Regions from separate parts of the Homo sapiens genome. Here region 2 is linked to region 1. The links are chromatin loops, found by intact Hi-C in ENCODE. Cell type or tissue: gastrocnemius medialis. All regions are shown on one strand. Links, peaks and the distances in the headings refer to the core of each region. The heading gives the core; the rest is flanking DNA.

The links. Hi-C counts contacts between places; a loop is a spot of excess contacts. Peaks named below come from ENCODE experiments on the same cell type or tissue, not always from the same donor. Only the 100,000 strongest peaks of a DNase experiment are listed, where the experiment ranks them.
Region 2: it touches region 1 in a loop (1.9-fold over the local background); 7 of 110 quality-filtered maps call a loop at or near these places.

What each region holds. Positions count from the first base shown.
Region 1 is chr3:51,530,137-51,546,127 of GRCh38, forward strand. It overlaps RAD54L2 (RAD54 like 2), which reads left to right and starts at 8,583. Exons shown (of 23, transcript NM_015106.4): 1 at 8,583-8,779; 2 at 11,453-11,514. It overlaps LOC105377085 (a long non-coding RNA gene), which reads left to right. Exons shown (of 3, transcript XR_940835.3): 2 at 5,650-5,851; 3 at 6,023-6,533. RefSeq lists enhancers at 8,357-8,651, 9,470-9,559, 14,041-14,682 and a silencer at 8,540-8,939. In gastrocnemius medialis, for the core only: no CTCF peak of the experiment used is centred there; a DNase peak (open chromatin) is centred at 8,525; H3K4me3 peaks cover 2,995 bases; H3K27ac peaks cover 2,328 bases.
Region 2 is chr3:51,621,786-51,629,785 of GRCh38, forward strand. It overlaps RAD54L2 (RAD54 like 2), which reads left to right. Exons shown (of 23, transcript NM_015106.4): 4 at 5,768-5,969; 5 at 7,549-7,688. Among named protein-coding and RNA genes, the nearest start is that of TEX264, 45 kb to the right of the region's middle. In gastrocnemius medialis, for the core only: no CTCF peak of the experiment used is centred there; no DNase peak of the experiment used is centred there; H3K27ac peaks cover 1,283 bases.

The DNA of each region.
Region 1 (15,991 bases), core at 4,818-12,817:
GACTACCTCTCTCTTGTCTTTCCTACATCCATGCCTTTTGTCATGCTATTCTTCAATCCGAGTCCTCCTCACCCTTAAAAGGACTTCTTCAGCAAGTCTTCTTCCTTTCACTACACTCCCACCTTGTGCATTCGCGAAGTCAGTAGTCAGGTTTAATTGTGCCTAGGAAGCAAGTACCTTGCCAGTGATAAGGTAGCCATGAGTAAGCTTGGGTTCCACATACCCAAAAGAATCCATCAGGGGCAATCCATTGTAGGCTGGTGTTCGTAGGATTGTTCCATAGTGCACTTAGGCGGGAGTATGTGGCATAAGGGTTAGTGGTATTTGTACAGTTCCAGGCTCTTTTTGATGGAACACAATTGAGATAGCTTAAGTTAGAGGGAGACCAGGCTCTGTGCGGTAACCTTGGCCACCACTTGGCTGTGGAGGTGTTGACTGTTAGGGTTTGGTGACAAGTGCTTTCACCTATGGTGCAACGGGTTTTACTAGTCCACTTGTGGGATATGCACACCATCCCTCTTACTGGGTTGGTAAGTGTTCAGGACTGCGGGCATTCCTGAGGAGTGAAAGTGAGGCTGTAGTTTTGGGATATTAGTAAGTAAGGGGGAATGTCTATGACATACCACGGCCACTGTTCACTCATACGGGCTCCCCTGCATACCCAGCAATTGGACACATTCATGGTAAGTGCGATGCGTTCTCCTAGATCTACAAACAGGTTTTTTTCCTGGCTTGGGAAGGGATACATCTCCTGGTAGTTTTTTATAAAGGGGTGGAAATACTATGGGTGGTTTTGGGGGGTAGCTGTCGGCTTTAGCTTTTGCTTTGGCTATAATCTGTTCTCTCTTTATGTCCTCTAGCACTTGAGTGTTTACTCCGCGTTGTCCAGTTTTGGTGAAACAAAGCCACTGCTTCCCTTTGCGGCATATAGCCCCATTATGGCATAATGGCATATAGCCCCATTACGACTGCCAGATACTCCTAGATGCTTTACTTTATAATAACTTTTCCCTGATTCAACACATTCTTTGACTAAGACTCCATAACAGGATCTTTCTATATGGGTATGGTAAGTAAAGGACTGTTGGATTTTTCCTCCATAGTAGAAAGACTGATAACACTCATGGCAGCTTGGAGGGCTGCTGTGGACAGCAGGGCGTCTACTGACAGCATTAAGACTGTGATGAGGGATATTTCCGTATTAAGACTTTTGGTTGGGGCCAGGCACAGTGGCTCATACCTGTAATCTCACCACTTTGGGAGGCCGAGGTGGGTGGATCATGAGGTCAGGAGTTCCAGACCAGGCTGGCCTACATGGTGAAACTCCATCTCTACTAAAGATACAAAAAATTAGCCTGGAGTGGTGGCACACATCTGTAATCCCAGCTACTCGGGAGGCTGAGGAAGGAGAATTGCTTGAACCTGGGAGGCGGAGGTTGCAGTGAGCCGAGTTAGCATCACTGCATTCCAGCCTGGGCAACAGGGCGAGACTCCATCTCAAAAAAAAAAAAAAAAAAAGAAGACTTGTGGTTGGAAGTGAGGCACAGCAAGCGGTTGGGTAGATACAGGCCATTTCTGGAAGCAGGTAATTAGTCTTCTCCATGTTTACACTTTCTAGGGGGTTTTTGGTTTTAAGAAAGTTTTTTGGTTAATTTAAGCTTGGTAGGAGAAATTGTGCTTGACGACCACTTAGCTGCTAATGTTTTGGAGGAAGACGTAGCCTTGGGGATGAGCTTGACCCTGGTGCGATGGATCCAGTTGGGGAATCTTTGGACTCTCACTGCAGCTGGTGTGCTGAGTATCACAGTGTAGGGGCCTGTCCACTTTGGTCGTAGCTTTTTGTGAAGGTCAGGTTGGCAGATGAACACGTCTGTTCCTGCAAGACAGTTATGTTGAGAGGACAAGGAGGTGTCGACAGGGAGAGGCATTGCCTCATTTGCTGCTTCATGGATGAAAGACCGTGTCTGGATTACGGAGGGGAGGTAATTCCTGAGTGGCTCAGAGTCTGGTGAGGATGGAGGCCCTAAGACAAAAGTTCGGCCATACATGATTTCGAAAGGACTATAAAAAGAGGGTGCTTTTGGTGTTGCGGTCTCATGATGGCAAAAGGGAGATTTCTTGTCCACGACAGATGGGTTTCTAGAGCTAGCTTGGTGAGTTGGGCTTTAAGGACAGAGTTGACTTTTTCAACTTTGCCTTGGCCAGGCATGGTGGCTCACGCCTATAATCCCAGCACTTTGGGAGGCCGAGGCGGGCGGATCATGAGATTAAGAGATTGAGACCATCCTGGCCAACATGGTGAAACCCTGTCTCTACTAAAAAAATACAAAAATTAGCTGGGCATGGTGGCGGGTGCCTGTAGTCCCAGCTACTCAGGAGGCTGAGGCAGGAGAATCGGTTGAACCTGGGAGGCGGAGATTGCAGTGAGCCAAGATCACACCACTGCACTCCAGCCTAGGTGACAGAGCAAGACTCCATCTCCAAAAATAAAAATAAAATAAAATAAAACTTTGCCTGAAGATTGAGCCCTGTAGGGTGTGTGGAGAACTCACTTTATTCCTCAGGATGTGGAGAACCCACTTTATTCCTCAGGATGTGGAGACACCTTAGATAAGGTGATGAAGGAGGGCCTGTTTTTGGACTAGATGGATGTTGGGAGTCCAAAACGGGGAATTATAGGCATGATGAGCGTTTGTGTGATGATATTTGCACCCTCTGAAGTTGTTGGGAATGCTTCTACCCACCCAGAGAAAGTACAAAGACTAGAAGATAGCGGAGCCATTTATCGGGCAGCATGTGAGTGAAATCTACTTGCCAATCTTGCCCGGGTATCTGGCCCTGGGCTTGGTGGGTAGGAAAAGGCAGTGGCTGGAGGGAACCTGGGTGTGACACTGAGTGGCAGATAGAGCAGGACTGGGTAATCTCTCAGACATGGCTGGAAAGGTGAGCACAAGTGAGAATAGGGCGGAGAAGTTGTAAGAGAGGTTTGTAACCGACATGAAAAGAGTTGTGGAGACTTTGGAGGATAGGAATTGTTTGAGAGTGAGGAAGAACGAAGTGCCCTTCCTTGACATACCGTGGTCCTTGCTTTTGGAGGTTCTGGGCCTGGAAGTCCTCCTTTTCTTCTGAGGAGGAAAGAGGAGAGAACAAGGACAGGGACAGAAACTGGCCTTGCATGGGTTATAGGGCTACTTGTTTGGCTACCTGATCTGCTAAAGCATTTCCGGCCGATATAGAATTGTCTGGGATTTGGTGGCCCCTGCAATGAATGATGGCAACTTTCTGTGGGAGACTGGCAGCTTGAAGGAGCTTGCTGATGAGAGAGCCATTTATGACACGAGTGTTTTTTGCAGTTAGGAAACCTCGTTCTTTCCAGATAGACGAGTGTGAGTGTACTTCATGGAACGCATAACGAGAATCCAAATATATGTTAATTTGTTGTCTGGCTGCTAGAGTGAGAGCTTGAGTGACAGCAATGAGTTCAGCTTTTTGGGAGGTGGTGCCTAGGAGGAGCGGAAAACCCCTGCCCCAGGTTTCGGCACCAGATGAAAGTTCTTGTATCGGTTCAAACCCCGAGAGCACGCCAATGGACAACACGAGGCGGTGTGGAGCAACACACTGTTTTAATGAGCGCCTGGGTGCAGGCGGGCTGAGGCCTAAAATGGCATCAGCCCCAAGTGAGGATGGGGCAGGGGTTTTATAGTCTCCTGTAAACAGGAAGTGTCCCAGTCTGACGTAACTGCTACGTGGTACCTGGGTGGCCTTTTTCTCGATCTTCAGAGTTACGTGTCTTCCGGCCAGGGGAGGTGTCTTCCGGCCTGGGTAGGTGTCTTCCGGCCGGCTCTCTTCCTGCTTCTGCTATCTTGCTGACGCACACTGCTAGCGCAAGTGGCCTTTTGCCTTGGGACTGGGCCTGAGAAGGGAGGAGTTACTCATCCCTTCAAGCTTTCAGGCCCTGGGGAGAATCTTTCACAGGGCAGTTATCTGGGGCTTCTCACTACACCTACACACCATGTTGCCCCCAAGTTCTGGTCCCTCTGCCTAGAATTCTTCTTCCCTGAGACTTTACATGGTTCTCGTTAGCATTCTTGGCATTCAGGATTCAGCTCACAGGACACCTCATTGGGTTGGTCTTACCCAATGCCTTCCCTCTTCCAACAGCCTCTCTCCCATACTGGTCTCTGTTTCGTGTTTTCAGAACTTATTAGAATTTGCAATTATTTTGTACTGTCTTTCTCACCTGTTTAGAAGGTAAGCTACTTGAGGGCAGAGACCTGTTCCCTCCTGTTTAGTGCTGTGTTCCCCAGGGCATATCAGCATCTGAAATACAACTGGGGAACAATAAACATCTGTTCATTTGAATGAACATCCATATAGGATAGGTTTCTATTAGTCACATTCTACAGACCACACTCTTCTAGGCTCAACTCTGAACATACTTCCTCATTCATGTTGGGGATGGTTATAAGCATGGGCTCTGGACCTAGATGATCTGCACTCAAACCCCATCGCTCTTCTGACTTCTCAGCTTATTTTTCCACCTTTGAAGTGGAATGTTGATGTGAGGATTAAATGAGTTAATAACTGTAAAATGCTTATGGTCATGCCTGTCATGTCTTACTAGTATTCCCCAGCATTGGGTACAGTGCCTGGTACATCTTTTATTTATTTATTTATTTATTTATTTATTTTTGAGACGGAGTCTCGCACTGTCACCCAGGCTGGAGTGCAATGGCGTCATCTCGGCTCACTGCAAGTTCTGCCTCCTGGGTTCACGCCATTCTCCTGCCTCAGCCTCCTGAGTAGCTGGGACTACAGGCGCCCGCCACCACGCCTGGCTAATTCTTGTATTTTTAGTAGAGACGGGATTTCACCATGTTAGCCAGGATGGTCTTGATCTCCTGACCTCATGATCCGCCCGCCTTGGCCTCCCAAAGTGCTGGGATTACAGGCATGAGCCACCGTGCCTGGCCAGTGCCTGGTACATATTGGTACCCAGTAAATAGTTGCTGAATGGGGAATTTTATGGCGTAGCAATTATGCTAGGCCGTCATTAGATACTGGGGTCGATTTTTAAAAAATCTCCTAGGACATTATAATCTGGGTGATGAGTGGTATACAAGCAGAAAAGGTAAAAATATCCCAAGAATGGGATGACTGTTGAAGAAAGCAATACAACCCTTTGTCACCTTGGAATCTGGTTCAGAGTGATCATGGCTTTGGCATTCAGAAGTGAGGGGGGGCCATTAAGTGTGGCTGGTGGGTGCAGGATTGATCTAACTCTCACGGAATAAGCAGGAGGTGAAACAGATAAAATGAAGAGGGTGGCTTGAACCTGGGAGGTGGAGGATGCAGTGAGCCGAGATCACGACACTGCACTCCAGCCTGGGTGACAGAGCAAGACTCCATCTCAAAAAAAAAAAAAAAAAAAAAAATGAAGAGAGTGTTTTTCCATGTGTGTTTTCATGGTGATGAAGAAAACCTTGTTCTGGTTTCTGATTAACCAACAAGTCCCTGGTGAATTTTGCCTAATCCCAGAAGGGCAGTCCCAGATCTTTTAAACTCACTTAAAGGTATAGCCAACAATAGGCAGGTGTATGCATAAATCACTCTAGGGACTTCCCCTAATAGAACCAAATCTTTCTACAGGTGAATTTTGGGGTACCATGAATCTCAGAGGTTGTTGTGCGGGCATGACATCATCCAAGTAGTCAGGGAATTTCTAGAAGGGTGGGGAAACAGATGTTACAGAAGGACAATGCCATCCTGGGAGGAGGGAATGGAAGAGGCTTCCATCACCAGGGGAGCTAGCTCTGGCCTTTGTGGCTCCTACTTTAGTGACATGAGAAAGGTAAGTGTCTATGTTTTGGTGGTTGTGCCTTAAGTCTTTTAATTGGGGGCCAGGGGATGGGGGTGGGGGGATTAACAATAGGAGTGTGTGTGTGTGTGTGTGTGTGTGTGTGTGTGTGCGTTTAAATATATCTGGCCAACCTGACTGGTTTCTTTCTCCTCTCTTTGGTAGTCTCTGGGGCTTTCATGTGAACCTGTTTCAACTCCTGAGGCCAAATATGCTCTATGTGTCACCCGGAGAGTCCCAGCTAAGAGGCCAAATGAGTAAAATGCAAGACATGAAGCTGGGAGGGGTCGGAATGCTGATCTGACCTCAGGCTGCTGGAGAGAAGTTAACTAGCTTTTTAAAATTTTTATTTATTTTTTTAAGAGATAGTGTCTTGCTATATTGCCCAAGCTGAACTTGACTTCCTGGGCTCAAGTGAGCCTCCTGCCTCAGCCTTCTGAGAAGCTGGGACTACAGAAATGTGCCACTGCACTTGGCTGGAACCAGCTTTTGAGGCATTCTTTGCCTCTGAAGAACCTAGGATGAAGTTCCTCTTACCTGAGGAAGCGGAGAAGCTTCCAGAGGCTTTGACTGTGCTGCTTTCTAACCCATGAGCCTGCTGTTTCCAGAAGGAACACTCTATTAGTCTGTTCTCACACTGCTATAAATAAATGCCTGGCACTGGATAATTTATAAAGAAGAGGTTTAATTGGCTCATGGCTGTACAGAAAGCATGATGCTGGCATCTGCTGGGCTTCAGGGGAGGACTCAGAAAACTTACATTCATGGTGGAAGGCGAAGGGGGAGCGAGCACCTCACAAGGCTGGAGTAGGAGGAAAAGAGAAGTGGGGGGAGGTGCCATACACTTTTTTTTTTTAAGACAGCCTCACTGTTGCCCAGGCTGGAGTGCAGTGGCACAATCTCAGCTCACTGCAATCTCCACCTCCTGGGTTCAAGTGATTCTCCTGCCTCAGCCTCCCGAGTAGCTGGGATTGCAGACACACACCATCATGCCTGGCTAATTTTTGCATTTTTAGTAGAGACAGGGTTTTGCCATTTTGGCCAGGCTAGTCTCAAACTCCTAACCTCAGGTGATCCACTTGCCTCGGCCTCCCAAAGTGCTGGGATTATAGGTATGAGCCACCGCGCCTAGCCGACACCATACACTTTTAAACAACCAGATCTTGTGAGAACTCACAAGAAGAGAACCAAAGGGACAGTGCTAAGCCATTCATGAAGGATCTACCCCCATGATCCCATTACTTCCCACCAGACCCCACCTCCAACATTGGGGATTACAATTCAACATGAGATTTGGGTGGGGACACAGATCCATATTAGATAGCAAAGTGCCTTTTGACAGGCAGAACCCTTTCATTACCTCCAGAAAATAATATAAATGAAAAATCAGGCATATATGTGTCTCAGAAGCCAAGGGGGTATGTAAAAATGGGAAATTTGAGAACACCTGAAAATTAGGATTTTTTTTGGAACACCTTCTGCAGATCTAAATTCCCATCAAGAGTTAGCTCCAAAAATAACCGCATCTGGTATCTTAGAGGTGTGAAGGCCTAGAAGAAAAGGAAAGTGGGGACGAGAAAGGAATTGCTATCCTCTTGATTTTATGAGTAAAATACAAAGCCTTCAAAGAAAGATGCACTTTTGTAATTTAAAACATCACTTTGTCGGCCAGAGGTGGTGGCTCACGCCTGGTGGCCCAGCACTTTGGGAGGCAGAGGTGGGCAGGATCACCTGAGGTCAGGAGTTCGAGACCCGCCTGCCCAATATGGCGAAACCCTGTCTCTACTAAAAATGCAAAAAATTAGCGGGGCGTGGTGGCGGGCGCCTGTAATCCCAGCTACTCGGGAGGCTGAGGCGGGAGAATAGCTTGAACCCAGGAGGCGGAGGTTGCAGTGAGCCAAGATCCCGCCACTGCACTCCAGCCTGGGCGACAAGAGCGAAACTCCTTCTCAAAAAAAAAAAAATCATTTTGTCAACATTCACTTATTGGGAAGAGGAGAAGAGAACCTGAGGCTATAGTGGAGAGAGCCGTTACAGTCCCATCAGTAACTGGAGCCCACATGGCCACATGGCAGTAATTCCCAACTTGAGGAAGGAGAACCTGCACCCTTAACCTCCACCTGAGTGTCAGCAATCAAGAAAGCCCCCTTTTGCCTCTGCTTCTCTTCCAGGGAATTCTGAAGACAGCTTCACTTAACAGGAAACAGGATGGTAGGTGGGGACCGAGGGTGAAAAAAGAAGAGTTACATGATGCGCATAATTTCAAGGGCCCTTGAGGGCTGAGCACAACCTATGTTGGAGGCAACAGTAGCAGCAGCATTGGCAGGATCAGTAACGATCGTACCCCGGTGTAGAGCTCCCTATCTCTGAGCTAGGTATTCGCATCACCTCATTCAATCCTAACAAGCCGCCTAGATTATTCCCAATGAGAAATGAGGAGAAACTGAGGCTCAATTGAGATGCTAAATGGCTGGCGAGTGCAAAACCATTCCGTTGGACCCACCCCTAGAACCATTCTCAGGCAGCTTCTGGCTTGGGATTTCTGTGCGGCATTCATTCCAGAAACGGTCCCATCCAGGCAGGAATCGCCGTACACCCGGCGCAGGGGAACGGCCTTCAGTCGGCTCTCAGCGGAACTTTCCTCTCCGCGGCGCGTGTTCCCGTCCGTGCGGTCGGGCGCGCGGGCCGGGAGGGGGACGCTTTCTGGCGCGGACCGTGAGCGGAGGCTGGCGAGCGCCGCCGCCGGTGGAGACCGACGCTTGGCCAGAGCCAGCCCGCGGCGCCCGGGCCTGGCCGGCTGCTTCCCGCCTCAGCCGCCGCCCCCGCCTCCGCCGCCGCAGACTTTGCCTAGGCGGGCGAAGCTGAACGTGAGGTCCCTCGGCCCTGCGCGGTCCGGCGCGGCCCGGAGCCGCGGCGCAGGAGGTGAGACGCCGGTGCCGGTTCCTCGCTCCCGGCCGGGGCCGCCGGGTCCCGCAACAATGGGGACCGACTGGAGACGCGGCCTGGGCCCCTGCCATGCAGTGGCTCGGGGCAGCTAGATGGACCCAGCGGCCCGGGCCTTCGGGGCACGGGGTCCCCCACCCGGGAAACTCCAGTGGCCGGAGGCTTGGCGGGGGTCTTGGGCCTCGACCCGGGGCCTCAGTGGCTTGATATTTGAGGATTTCGTAGCCGGGGAAGGGAGTCGTAGGGACACGGAGACTTAACTGTTGCCCCTCTGCGCTTTTGGCTCTGGATGCTGGCGCCCCGGAGGATGACCAGAGCGCGGTGTGGGGTTGGGAAAGTATTTGGAATTTTAGGGGCTTCTGTGTGTCTAATCCCTAAGGCGCATCTGGATGCGTCTCCCCGACCCCCTCTCCTGAGGTCTGGGAATTTGGCAGACTGGGGTCGGGCTGGGGCAGAAGAGGCATTGAGAGTTTAGCTTCCCTGAGGTAACTGGTGATTAGTTCCTGGAAAGGCAGGAGCTCAGCTGGGCACAAGAGAGTTAAGCAGAGAGCTGGATCCTCCGGGGCCCTGATGCACCCTGACGAGGAGTGGTTTTCAGGCAAGGAACTTATCACAGGAGTGAGTAGTGGCACACGGTGAGTAGTGCTAGCTGTCTTGTCGTTAGGGTGAGGCCGGTGGGAGTTGTGGTTTGGGGAGTGTAGAGGAGGGTTGATAGGCTACTGAGATTGGAGAATCAGCTTTATGTGGGTCATGGTGGTGGCAGCCTGGGAGATGAACAAGGAAACTTTGCAGAGTGGGCTTCCTGATGGAGAGTGACCTCTTACTGCGTGGGAGTGGGTGACTCAGATCTGTTAGGATTCCTGTTGCTTGCTAGGGATTGTGGCTGACTATATTGGTGGCTGAACATTGAGGTGGATGCAACTGGAAGGGTTATGTGGGGCTGGATGAGTTTGTTCCCACGTAGAGGACAGTGTGGACCTTTCTTACTCCAAGTCAGAGTGGTGACTGTCATTGACAACATTTTAAGTAAGGAATTTCTTTGTGGTATTTGGATCCAAAGCTTTTCTCTGTTCATTTTTTTCTTTCCTCCGTTGTTTTTGAATTGTGACTCATACTTTCTTTTCAGCACTGTGGCTATTTGAAATGATAGACAAACTTAGACTTCATCATACATGTAAGTTCCAGGCGTTTTCAGTCCAATTCTTATAAATCTAAATTTAAAAGCTTCTTTTCACTAATTTGTGTACCATTGTTTAATGTGTGCAACACTAAAGAAGGATAAGAAAACTCTAACATTTATGTTGTTAAATGGTCTTTCCATCCTTAAATCCATGAAATTTCATCTTCTCTTACTGCCATGAAGTGAGTTCGTTGAATCTATTAAATCTTAGTGACTCTCATTTCAGCATCCTTGTTTACTCTCACAGGACATTGTCTTCACTAGAAGTATTATCCATCTTCAATGAATTTGGCCTGTACACTGTCTCCCTGTGACAATCTATATCATTGAAAGACAGTACGCAAACTCCAACTCTGAGGCCTGCAGCTGTGGGCCGGAGCTCTGTATGTATTATTCAGGCAAAAGTTGGTGTGTTGTCTGTAGGTGAGGTTTAAAGGGAACCCTACATGAACAAAAACAGTATCAGAATCATTGTACCTTCTGAGTTTAGAGTGGTAGGAAATATAGCCTAACTGGAGTCTAGTATAAACTTTCAAGTGCAATGTTAGGTAATTCTGTTTGTAGTTGTACTGATAGTTCTCATTATTGTAAACATTATCTTTTTCCTTAAGCTTTAAATAATTATTTTTCTTCAATGGTATTCTTTCTTTCTTGGCTGGGTGTGGTGGCTAACGCCTGTAATCCCAACACTTTGGGAGGTCGAGGCGGGCATATCACATGAGGTCAGGAGATTGAGCCTGCATGGCGAAACCCTGTCTCTACTAAAACTACAAAAATTAGCCGGTGGGGTGGCATGTGCCTGTAGTCCCAGCTACTCTGGAGGCAGAGGGACAAGAATCACTTGAATCTGGGAGGCAGAGGTTACAATGAGCCGAGATCGTGCCACTGCACTCCAGCCTCAGCGACAAAGCGAGACTCTGACTCAAAAAAAAAAAAAAAAAAAAAAAGTAGTATTCTTTCTCTTTCTCCATTCATTCTTTCATAAACGAACATTTATTGCATTTTGCCAGGCACTGCTTTGGGCACCTCAAAAATGCTGATGATATTTTTTAACATTTTGTTAGTGGTAGTTCCTGGTTTAGAGGTGGTTATAGGTCTATGAAGAAAGAAGTGATTCAGGTATATCAAGCTTTTAATCAGTAAAGACATTGAATAAAGTTTTTATAATGTATTAATTTTGACTGGTGACAGTTAATTATCTTAACATCTCCATGGAAAAAGTTTAGCTATCACTGTGAGTTCATGCTGGTATGGGATTATTTTTGCACTATTTTATACACCTGTTAATTTTAAGTACTCCTGTAGACAAACCACAGGTAAAACATTTTGTTTTGGTGTATGTCTCAACGAGCAGTGATTTACAAATACTATATGTGTTCAGATTCCCCAGGAAGCCATCACACTCCTTCCCACTGTGGTTTTGGGAGCATGAAGGCGTTGCTTATCCCCTATGTCTGGTTCACTGTATGTAGGCTGGGAGTGTCTGCTGATCACTTGGAGTGCTGTCCCTTGGAACAGGAGGAGTAAGATTGAGGTAAGGCTCAGTCTGTTTGAAAGTCATTTGCTTCTTAATTTTTACTGCATAAAATATAATGTAAATCTGAATGTTTTTTGCTTTGTTACTCTTCATTCTGATCTATTAAAATGAAATTCTGCCTTTTGCTGTCTATCTCTCTGTGTATATATCTTGGGCAAAAATAAATGAAGAAATGTAAAATCAAGGTATTTAAATAATAAATGAATTCTTCAAAATAGCTCTCATTTTCCATCTGGACTATTCACTTGATCAAAGAAAATAAAAACTTGTTTATTTGTTGCCTTAAAGGCAAGGTGATTGCTTAAATAAATGTTTTTGGCCACCTCTTAGTTAAATGGATCAACTTCAGAAACTCTTGGAAATAAGGCTTAGAGTTTTCTATTTCTTTAGAAAAAGTCTGAGAGAAGAAATGTCTGGTACAATGGGAAGAGCTTGGTTTTTGGAGTCTTCCCACTTTTTCTTGCTCAATTTTTGACCCTTGATAAGCTGTTAACCTCTCTGAGCTTTGGTTTGGTTTTGTTTTTCCATCTGTAAAATGGGCCTAATACAGCCTTCTTTGCAGATTGCATCGAGGACTGGAGATGAGGGCCTCAAGCTTTGAGGGTGGTCAGTGCTGGTTGTCAGTAGTAGTTAATGTGTATTATTATATAGGACCTCTAATCTCAGTAGTATTAATAGTAGGAATGTGGCTGGGTACTGTGGTGCTGTGCAGGATTCAAGTTTCCTTGTCTGGTGAGGAAGGCAGCTGTCTGCACCTGTTGGCACTCTGGACAGGTGAGGAAATTTTGAGGTTGTCTTTTTTTTTTTTTTGAGACGGAGTCTTGCTCTGTTGCCCAGTCTGGAGTGCAGTGGTGCGATCTCGGCTCACTGCAAGCTCCACCTCCCAGGTTCACGCCATTCTCCCGCCTCAGCCTCCCTGGGATTACAGGCCTCCCGAGTAGCTGGGACTACAGGCGCCTGCCACCACACCCGGCTAATTTTTTGTATTTTTAGTAGAGATGGGGTTTCATCGTGTTAGCCAGGATGGTCTCGATCTACTGACCTCGTGATCCGCCCGTCTTGGCCTCCCAAAGTGCTGGGGTTACAGGTGTGAGCCACCGCGCCTGGCCAAGGTTGTCTTTATTCAGTGCCGGTAGGCAGGAGTCCACACTATAAAGTCCAAGGTCATTCCTGGCAGTAGAAGGTTTTTTCCTGACAGTTTGTATGGGGAAGCCAGGAGGTAACTGTTTGGCATGTTCTTGTTTGGAAACAGCGGGCTCTCCCATTGATAGAACACTAAAGTATACCAGGCAGCATTGTGTTCTATATGGCCCCTGATCAGGACATTTCTCTGGCATTCTTCTGCTGGCACCAGAGACCTGGCTTTGGTGTTTTTGCCAGGAATTCTCCAGATGCAGGAGAGATTTGTCATTTTCTTTAATTGGGGCTACTTTGGTAAAATCTAGCACTCTGTTCAGGCATGTTTTTGATGAACAGACTTAGTTATAGAACTTTCAGTTTTATTTTTTCCCAATAAGACAGGAAAAAAAAAAAGTCCCACTAATATTCAAGAGAAAAATAAGTAGAGGCCAGAAGTGACTTGAAATAACTGGTCTCTAATTTCTTGCAGTCTTGCTGTAGTCAAATGCCCCCTCCATTCTGCTGGTCTTTAATTCCAGATAAGAGTAAGTAATGGCCAGGCGCGGTGGCTCACGCCTGTAATGCCAGCACTTTGGCAGGCCAAGGCGGGCGGATCACCTGAGGTTGGGAGTTCGAGACCAGCCTGACCAACATGGAGAAACCCTGTCTCTACTAAAAATACAAAATTAGCCAGGCATAGTGGCGCATGCCTGTAATCCCAGCTACTCGGGAGGCTGAGGTAGGAGAATTGCTTGAACCTAGGAGGCGGAGGTTGCGGTGAGCAGAGGTTGTGCTAGTGCACTCCAGCCTAGGCAACAAGAGCGAAACTCCATCTCAAAAAAAAAAAAAAAAAAAGAGTAAATAATACACCTCTGGTCTCTAACATCTAGACCCTGGCCTGTCTCTGCTTCAGCATCTCATAAGGACCTTTATGACCTGGCCCCTTCTTTATCTTCCTTTCTAGTTTTTCCTCTGCCACATTTACTCTGGCACGTGAGGCTCAGTTATAGTGAACTCCTTGAAGGTCCCAGCATTCTTAGCTATTCCTTCTGTGATATTTTGCTCTCTATTCTACAGCTTGGCCGACTCTAAGGCTTGAACCAGGAGTTCGGGCACCACCTTCTCTTAATAAAAGCCTTCCTTGATTGCCTCCAGGTTAAGCAGAATGCCTCTCTTCTGTATGACATTGGAGTCTGTGCAAGCTTTTATAATCATACTGTCCTGCTAAGTTTTGGTATTTTTAAAAAAAATTATTTATATATTTTTTCCTCAAATTCCTTTTTACCATGTTTTGGTGTTTTTTTTGTGTTTCCCATACCTAGTTTATTACCTACTTCAAGGCAGGAGCTTGTCTTGTTTATATCCCAGCACCTGACCATTTCTGGCACAGTGTAGCTACTTGGCAAATGTTTGTTGAGTGAACAAATGAATAACCTTTGCTTATGAAATAACAGGAAATCATTCACTGTGGAACTAGTGGTGTGATGAGAGTTCTGACTTCATGGCTGCCTCTGATCCTGGCTGAAGCAGTATCTCTGCTTTTGTTTTTCCAGGTTGCTAAAGGCAACACTTTGTTGTGAGAATGTGTTGCTTATTCATTTGTTCATAATTTTGAGGCTGGAGGGCTATTACTTGCTTTTTTGGGTCTTGCAAACATTTCATTTGGGAGTAAATGTGACAGTTCTTCATTGGTATTGTCTGATCTTCTGCAGGCCATTTACTGCTCTGAGTGCTTTGTCTTCATATGTAAAGAAGTGATTAGTTGGTTTGGGCCACAGGGTATCTAGACAACTAACTACTGATAAGCCACCACCTGCTGGGAATGGGTAATGACTTGATTGATTGATTGGAGATGGAGTCTTGCTCTGTCACCCAGGCTGGAGTGCAATGGCACGATCTTGGCTCACTGCCTCAACCTCAACCTCCTCGGTTCAAGCTATTCTCCTGCCTCAGCCTCACAAGTAACTGGGACTATAGGTGCGCCACCATGCCTGGCTAATTTTTGTATTTTTAGTACAAAATTTCTCCATGTTGGCCAGGCTGGTCTTGAACTTCTGACCTCAAGTGATCTGCCCATCTTGGCCTCCCAAAATGCTGGGATTATAGGCATGAACCACTGCGCCTGGCCTGGGAATGGGTAATGGATTTAACACTAGGATATTGTGAATTTTGCTGCCTGGTTGGCCTTTTGGAGACCCATCTGAGCTCAGTGTCACCATATACAGGAAATAACGATTATTTGAGCAAACTTTATTCAGGAGTTAGAATTCAGTGACTATAAAATTATCTGTATCCGTTTTCTGCTCAGTCTAATACTGTACTAATTCTGAAGTGTCTGGAGCTGTATGTTCTGAGTTATTTACCTAGAAGTTACAGAATTGTGCCAATTTATTTAGTTACCCTCCTGGATCTTTTTTGTTGTTGTTGTTTTGTTTTTGAGACGGAGTCTTGCTCTGTCGCCCAGGCTGGAGTGCAGTGGTGTGATCTCAGCTCACTGCAACCTCTGCCTCCCGGGTTCAAGTGATTCTCCTGCCTCAGCCTCCTGAGCAGCTGGGATTACAGGCGCGTGCCACCACGCCTGGCTAGTTTTTGTATTTTTAGTAGAGTCAGGGTTTTACCATGTTGGTCAGTCTGATCTTGAACTCGTGACCTTGTGATCCACCTGCCTCTGCTTCCCAAAGTGCTGGGATTACAGGCGTGAGCCATGATGCCTGGCCACCCTCCTGGATCTTGGTAGTAAAATAACTTGAGTATACTACCTAAATTACTTTGAATTAGTTTTTTTAAGATTTTTTTTAAATTTTTAATTTTTTTTTGTTTTGAGACAGAGTCTCTCTCTGTCACCCATGCTAGAGTAAGTACAGTGGCATGATCATAGCTCACTGTAGCCTTGACCTCTCAGGCTCGAGCAATCCTTTCACCTCAGCTTCTTGAGTAGCTGGGAGTACAGGCATGCATGACCTTGCCTGGCTAATTTTTATATTTTTTGTAGAGGCAGGGGTCCCACTATGTTGCGCAGGCTGGTCTCAAACTCTTGGGCTCAAGTGATCCTTCTGCGTTGGCCTCCCAATCAAATTAGTTTTTATGGGTGATTAGACTGCATAGAAATCCCTACTGAAGGCTGGGTGTTAGGAAGGTTATCAAAGCCTACATCAATTCTTTTTTTTTTTTTTTTTTTTTTTTGGAGATGGCGTCTCACTCTGTAGCCCAGGCTGGAGTGCAATGGCATGATCTCAGCTCACTGCAACCTCTGCCTCCTGGGTTCAAGTGATTCTCCTGCCTTAGCTTCCCAAGTAGCTGGGATTACAGGTATGTGCCACCGCACCTGGCTAATTTTTGTATTTTTAGTAGAGAC
Region 2 (8,000 bases), core at 1-8,000, 87 kb after region 1:
GAGGACCCAGCAAAACACTAAGTTGAAGTGTGCCAACCCAGCCTCAAGTGTAGTCGGTATGTTGTAGGCCAAGTTGCAGTATTGGTGGAAGTAGTCATTTAGCAGTAGATATCCTCTCTTGGGGAGTCTGCTGCCCAGCCAACTGTTTGGGATGAGGAATTTGATGGCCTCCCCTTTTAGGAGGGAAGAATTCAGGGCTGTGAAGTAGGAAGAAGTTGACAGCAGTATTATGTGAAAATGCTGTGGAAGTGTTAGGTCTTTGGAGGGGTAGAGGGCCAGAAAGAATGATAGTTCTTTTAAAGGAAAACAGGGAATTGCTGAACTTGCTCAAATCTGATGTTTCAGGTGGAAATTGGAGAGCACTGTTTGAAGAGGTTAGTGAATTTGAGAGGGTAGCTAGTCACACTTGGAGCTCTACTTTGAAACTTCTCTTTTAGTTCTCATGTCTGGCTGGGCACATAAGCAATGGCCCTTTGTTTCCTCAGCAGGTAGAACATGTCCATGAACCAAGGCTCACACACGCAGTACATTCCTAGTGCTGCTTGCCACCCTAGCCTCTGCTTTCTTTGGGAGGCTTTTTGTAATAGGCCTATTACAGACCGGTGGTAATGGAGAAAGGAGTGTGACATTTTAACCTCTTGTTTATGTTAATGGTATTGCAGTGTCCCATCATGAGCATTTCTTGTCTGATGCCTTTCTTGACCATTTCTCCTTTGCTTTTTGAAAAGCAAAAGCTGTCTACCCGAAACCGTCTCTCAGTTGAGGGCCAAGGAAGTTGCTGCCAGTGCTGCTGCAGGGGAGTGAATCATCCTGGGCATCCACATGCGAGACCCACCCATCTGTCCACTTTTACAGTAATCACATTAGTCTCCCATGTCCACCCAAACACCAGGGCAGTGGAAAGTAGAATGCCAGGAAGGAGAGGGTTGGGAGTAGTCTTACCCAGGACAGGGGTTGACTTCTGTACCAGCATCCAGAGAAGGATCTTGGATCCTCACCTAAGTCTCCCTTGGATGAGGAGCTCCAGGAAGGGGACAGGAAAGTGGTTGTTGGGTTGGAAGGTCCTTCTTGTTGCTGCTTTACTTCCTTCATTTTAGCTGGTGCCTACCCATTCTGTTATTTCAAACCCAGGTCTCGCTCTTCCCAAGGAAGCGCCCCAATGCCCAGCCAGTAAGGCTGGATTTGGTGTTTTTTCCTCAAGTGTTACTGCTCTTGGGCACTTTCCATATAGCATATGTGTTTCCCCATGTGGTCTATTCCACTGTGCCTTGGCACAGGGCCTGGAACCTAGCAGATGTTCATATGTGTGTTGGGCTAAATTGAAAGCAGGGAGCAGGAGAGGCAACAGTGGCTGGTTTGTAGTAGTCTCACGTGGAGAGGTTTAACATGAAAGTGTAGTCTACAATTTCATCGAGGCAGTATGTGTGTGTAAGAAACATTCATTTTGTGACAACAAGATGCAGTTTGCACATGTCATTTCTGCTTCCCCCTTTGCTTTCTTATTTCTGATCTTTGATTGGGAAATATAATTGAGATTTGAATTCTCTACACAAATGTCATCACTCAGCATGTCTGACCAAGGCCCCCAAGCTTTGCATGCTCCCAGACCATTCAATGTAGTTGGGAGTATGGAATTCCACGGAGTTAGGCAGATAAGGGTTTGAAGAATAGTATCTTCCACAAGATAACCATTGACATCCCTATTTTGCAGATGTGGGAACTGTGGCTCAGAGAAGTTGCATCCATAAACATAGAGCTACAGGATTTAAAGCCAGTACTGCCTAAATGCAAAGCTCATACTTTTAACTGCCTGCTCCTGTTTTTCTGCTTATTTCTTATATACCCATGGGCAAATATTTATAACTTCTCAGGGCTTCAATGTCTCATATTTAGAATTAGGGGAGCAAAGGCTGGGTATGGGGGCTCATGCCTGTAATCCCAGCACTTTGGGAGGCTGAGGCGGGTGGATCACGAGGTCAGGAGATCGAGACCATCCTGGCTAACACGGTGAAACCCCATCTCTACTAAAAATACAAAAAAAATTAGCCGGGCATGGTGGTGGGCACCTGTAGTCCCAGCTACTTGGGAGGTGGAGGCAGGAGAATGGTGTGAATCTGGGAGGTGGAGCTTACAGTGATCCGAGATTGCGCCACACTGCAGTCCAGCCTGGGTGACACAGCGAGACTCCGTCTCACAAAAAAAAAAAAAAAAAAAAAGAATTTAGGGGAGCAAAAATTCTCATATTTAGAATTAGGGGAGCAAAAGTCTCGTAGAGTTATTATAAGGGAGAAAGGAGGTAATGTAAAAAACAATCCATACCTCATACCTGGAATAGTAGTAGTCATAGTAAAAGCAGCAGCTGTTTTTTGTTTGTTTGTTTGTTTTTTAAATATAGTGTTTACTATGTGGCAGACATTGTTTTAGTTCTTTCTTTCTGGTGTGTGTGGTTTTTTTTTTTTTTTTTTTAGACAGGGTCTTGCTCTGTTGCCCGGGCTGGAGTACAGTGAGTGGCGTGGTCATGGCTCACTGCAGCCTCCACCTCCCAAGCTTAAGCAATCCTCCTGCCTTAGCCTCTTGAGTAGCTGGGACTACAAGCACAAGTGCATGACACCATGCTCATTTTAATTTAATTTAGTTTATTTTCTTTCTTTTTTTTGAGAGATGGGGTTTTGCTATGTTGCCCAGGCTGGTCTCAAACTCCTGGGCTCAAGCAATTCCCTGACCATGGCCTCCCAGAGTGCTGGGATTACAGGCGTGAGCCACACTTGGCCTGTTTTAGTTCTTAATTTAGGCTATCTTATAAAATCATCACCACAACCCTTAGAGGTTACTACAATTGTTCTCCTCCAGTCCGTTTTTAAACATGAACAGAAAGATATAATAACGGGCATAGCTGGAGTTCACACTCCATCAGTCTGGCTCCAGTGTCCTTACTGAACCCCTATGCCATGTTAACTTGTGGCAAACATTAGTTTTGAACTTCATGCTGTTCTAGAATCTGGCATCAACATGAAAGGGACCATAAGGAAACTGGAGTAGTAATATGACAAGGAGGAGGCCATACCAAGCTATGGAAGGTGAGCAGTAACATGGATACTCACAATTCCCTGATTCAGCCAGTGAGTGGTAAGACAGCCCATATGTTATTTCTTAGTGGTGGCTGAGTGCATAGGATGATGACCCATGGTACATCATTCTTTTGGCCTAGGGAACATCAGCTTACAGGTTCATTCATCAAGACTTAATGACAGCCCCACCTCTCTTTACCAAAGGCTCTCAGGTTGAATGTTTCTTACCCCAAAGACACTTGACTACATACTCATAGAAAAAAAGTTGAATAAATAAATGGGAGGCCGGGCACAGTGGCTCACTCCTGTAATCCCAGCACTTTGGGAGGCTGAAGTGGGTGGATCACTTGAGGTCGGGAGTTCGAGACCACCCTGACCAACGTGGAGAAACCCCATCTCTACTAAAAATACAAAATTAGCTGGGCGTGGTGGCACGTGCCTGTAATCCCAGCTACTCGGGAGGCTGAGGCAGGAGAATCGCTTGAACCCGGGAGGCGGAGGTTGAGGTGAGCTGAGATCGTGTCATTGTATTCCAGCCTGGGCAACAAGAGTGAAACTCCATCTCAACCAATCAATCAATAAATAGGACAATTCTTCCCTACAGAAAAATTCCAAATAATAAATGTAGAAGGAAAGAGGAAAATAGAAAACCACCATTAACATACCACAGTAATAATTGGCTCTAGGTAAGACCCACCGATGAACATTAAAATTAGTGGGTGAGGCTTGGTGCAGTGGCTCATGCCTATACTCCAAGCACATTGGGAATGTGAGGCAGAAGGATCACTTGAGGCCAGGAGTTTGAAACCAGCCTGGCCAACATATCGAGACCTTGTCTCTACAAAAAAGAAAAAAAAAATTAGCTGGGTGTGATGGCATGCACCTGTAGTCCCAGCTACCTGAGAGGCTGAGGCTGGGAGATCGTTTGAGTCCAGGAGTTTGAGGCTACAGTGAGGTATGATTGTGCCACTGTACTGCAGCCTGGGCATCAGAGCAAGACCCTATCTCTTACAAAAAAAAAATAGTGTTAAAGGTCATGAGAGACCAGAATAGACTGAGAAGCTGCCATAGTTTAGAGGAGACTAAGGTGACATGACAGCTAAATGCAACATAGTATCCTGGATGGGGTCCTGTAACAGAAAAAAGGATATTAATGGAAAACTGGTGAAATCCCAATAAAGTCTATAGTTAAAAGCAAACAATAAGCCACCAGCCCTCCAACCCCGCCGACCCCACCAAAAAAAAACAACCAAAAAAACCCCACAAAGTTCCTGGGTCCTTCCTGCCTGAGATCCAAATGGCATTGTCTAGAGCACCTCAGTTCTGGCATTTATATTCTAGTTCTGAATTCTTGTTACCTTTGGGAAAGACCTTTTGGTTGTGTAGTGCCTGTGTCTGGGAGGCTCTGATGAATTTGGGGACAGGCTTGTGGTCTATGTGACTCTCAAAGCCTGCCTACCCAGTGAACAGAATGCTACTCAGCAGGCTGAGGACAGGGGTATGCACATGGATCCGCCTACTCCAACCCCAGTCCTTGCTGGTATTGGATGTTACAAATGACATCCCCTGGACCCCCAACGATCTTTTTTTTTTTTTTTTTTTTTTTTTTAAGAGGGAGTCTCATTATGTCGCCCAGGCTGGAGTGCAATGGTGTGATCTTGGCTCACTGCAACCTCCGCCTCCTGGGTTCAATTGATGCTCCTGCCTTAGCCTCCCGAGTAGCTGGGATTACAGGCGCCCGCCACCATGCCTGGCTAATTTTTGTATTTTTAGTAGAGACTGGGTTTTGCCGTGTTTGCCAGGCTGGTCTCGAACTCCTGACCTCAGGTGATCCTCCCGCCTCAGCCTATCAAAGAGTTGGGATTACAGGCATGAGCCACCGCGCCCAGCCCCCAACTATCTTTTAAGGCATTACCTTTAGACATTCTGCTTATCTTTCAAGGCCTGACTCACATTTTACCTCCCATATAGTTCCTTCATGATCATTACATGTATTAGTATCTTTCAAATTCCTGTGATGTCTTCAACCTTAAAGTTCTTTATATCTGTTGATCTGCCCTTCCTGTGATATATAGCACACCTTGCCATGTTGAGTCTGTGTTTGTACATGCCCTGTCTCCCTAAGCAGAACACAAACTTCTTGAAGGGAAGGAGTCTTACAAAACCTTCTAAACTTCATGAGGGGAAGGAATCTTACAAATATCCCTTGAAGCGTCTAGGATATTGCTTGCCATAAGCCCTCATGAAATGATTGGCAAGTTTGAGTGAGTGAATGCTTTAAGACAGATGAGAGGTGAATGGACTTGCTTAGAGTCATACCACTGGGTATGAGCTATATTTGGAGCCTAGCTGCTCAGTTTGTCCCTTTCTGAGCATTCTGAGGCCATGAAACTTACTAACTCTGATCATAGCACTAAACTACAGTAATAGTGATGGCTATCATTTGTTGTGGGCTTACTCTGGGCCAGGCTTGGTTCTAGGCATGCACGCTATGCAGTCCTCACAATAGCTCTGAGGTATGGGCCTCACTATCCTCATTTTGTAGATACATCCACTGATGTTCAGAGAGATATAAAGAATTTGCCTTAGATTACCAGCTAATAAGTTGCTGAGTTGAGATTTGAACCCAGGTGTGTCTGTCATCCAGACTCATTCCCCCTCACCCCTATAAAGCAATGTCTTTCCCCTTGTTTTTTCAGACCCATCCCTGGAAGGCATGTGTGGCACTGAGCATGCCCAGTTGGGAGAAGATGGGCAGCAGCCGCCGCGGTGCACTTCAACTACCTCATCTCAGTCTGAGCCTTCAGAGCAGCTTAGGCGCCACCAAGGCAAGAACCTAGCCTCCGAGGACCCCAAAAAGAAGAGAGCTCAGAAGCCCTCCCACATGAGAAGAAACATACGGTGAGCTGTGCTCTGTGTAAGAGGAGAGGGAAAGGAATAGAGATTTTACCTTCATCTTAAGGCTGTCAATAGCAAAAAGACTGATTTGGGAAGGACAGTTCTCTCTCCAAAGGAGAAAAGTGTCAGGTGTGTGTCTTCATTAATAGTGAAGGTGCAGCTCAGGATCACTGGACTTGGGCATTCAGAGGACTGTAGGGAGAATGAGAAAGGCCTTGACCACTGCTGGAGGGTCTTCTACTCTCTGGAGGCCCCAGGTGGCAGCCCGAAGATGATAGGGTGCTCTGAGCTGGACTTTCCGGTTTTTCCTCTATTTTTCCTTTTGTCTCAAAACAAGAGGAGACTTTATAAAGTTGAGTTCTCATCTTCTTAGACGTCAACTTCAAATGGTAGAGGACTGTCTGACCCAAAGCAAGACTCCTTCTAAGAGCAAAAATGTGAACTTCTTTAACTATCCAAATCCCCAACAGTTCTTCCTTCCATCAAATAACAATGCGTGCCATTGAAAAGAAATGAATGATATCTTTTTCTCCTCCTGCCTCCACTTAAAAAAAAAAATAACGACAACTTGAAATATTACTCTGAGTTTGAAAATAATATAGAATCCCTGTAACCCTAGTTTCTTTTCTTTTCTTAATTTATTTATTTATTTTTTTTGAGATAAAGTCTCTCTCTGTTGCCCAGGCTGGAGTGCAGTGGCGTGATCTTGGCTCACTGTACCCCCACCTCCCGTGTTCTAGCGGTTCTTGTGCTTCAACCTCCTGAGTAGCTGGAACCATAGGTGCCCGCCACCACACCTGGCTAATTTTTGTATTTGTAGTAGAGACAGGGTTTTGCCACGTTGGCTGAACTGGTCTTGAACTCCTGGCTTCAAGTGAACTGCCCACCTTCGCCTCCCAAAGTGCTGGGATTTCAGGCATGAGCCACTGTGCCCGGCCAATCCTAATTTCTTTTCTACATGACAACACTATTTTTTTTTCTTGAGATGAAGCCTCACTCTGTCACCCAGGCTGGAGTACAGTGGTGCAGTCTTGGCTCATTGCAACCTCTGCCTCCCAGGTTCAAGCGATTCTCCTGCCTCAGCCTCCTGAGTAGCTGGGACTACAGGTGTGCACCACCACACCTGGCTAATTTTTGTATTTTTAGTAGAGACGGGGTTTTGCCGTGTTAGCCAGACTGGTCTCGAACTCCTGACCTCAGGTGATCCACCTGCCTCAGCCTCCCAAAGTGCTGGGATTACAGGCGTGAACCACCACACCTGGCCAACAACACTATTTTTAATACTGCTTTTCAGCTTTGTGAATCAAATATTACTCTAGTTTATTCTTGATCTGTTATGTGGAGAGATGAGTTGGCAGGTCGGGGAGTTAAATAATATAGAAAGTATTAGCCTAGAGCCATCTGAGTTTGATATCCTGTTTTTTGAATGCTGCTCCTTGCATGGGTATGGTGGGGCTGATGTGGCTTCTCCTTCTCCCGCCTCGACTCTGAGATCATCAATGGCTATTTCTCTCTTTAGCTTGCCATTACATTGCCCAAATCTTAATTGAACCCAAGTGCTGTCTCTTATGTGAATGTTTAGAAAGCTACTCCGGGAGGATCAATTGGAGCCTGTTACCAAAGCAGCACAGCAAGAAGAGTTGGAAAGAAGGAAGCGCCTGGAGCAGCAGAGGAAAGATTATGCAGCCCCTATTCCTACTGTTCCGCTGGAGTTCCTCCCTGGTAAGCAGTGGACATGGCAGGGAAGGCCCTTTGCTTCAGGAGGAAGAAGCCCTAGGTGCACACAGTGGTCAAAAGCAGATCTGGAATAAGACTGTGGCCTCTCGGCTGGGCGCGGTGGCTCACGCCTGTAATCCCAGCATTATGGGAGGCTGAGGCAGATGGATTGCCTGAGTTCAGGAGTTCGAGACCAGTCTGGCCAACATGGTGAAACCCCGTCTCTACTAAAAATACAAAAAAAAATTAGCCGGGCGTGGTGGCGTGAGCCTGTAATCCCAGCTACTAGGAGGCTGAGGCAGGGGGAATAGCTTGAAC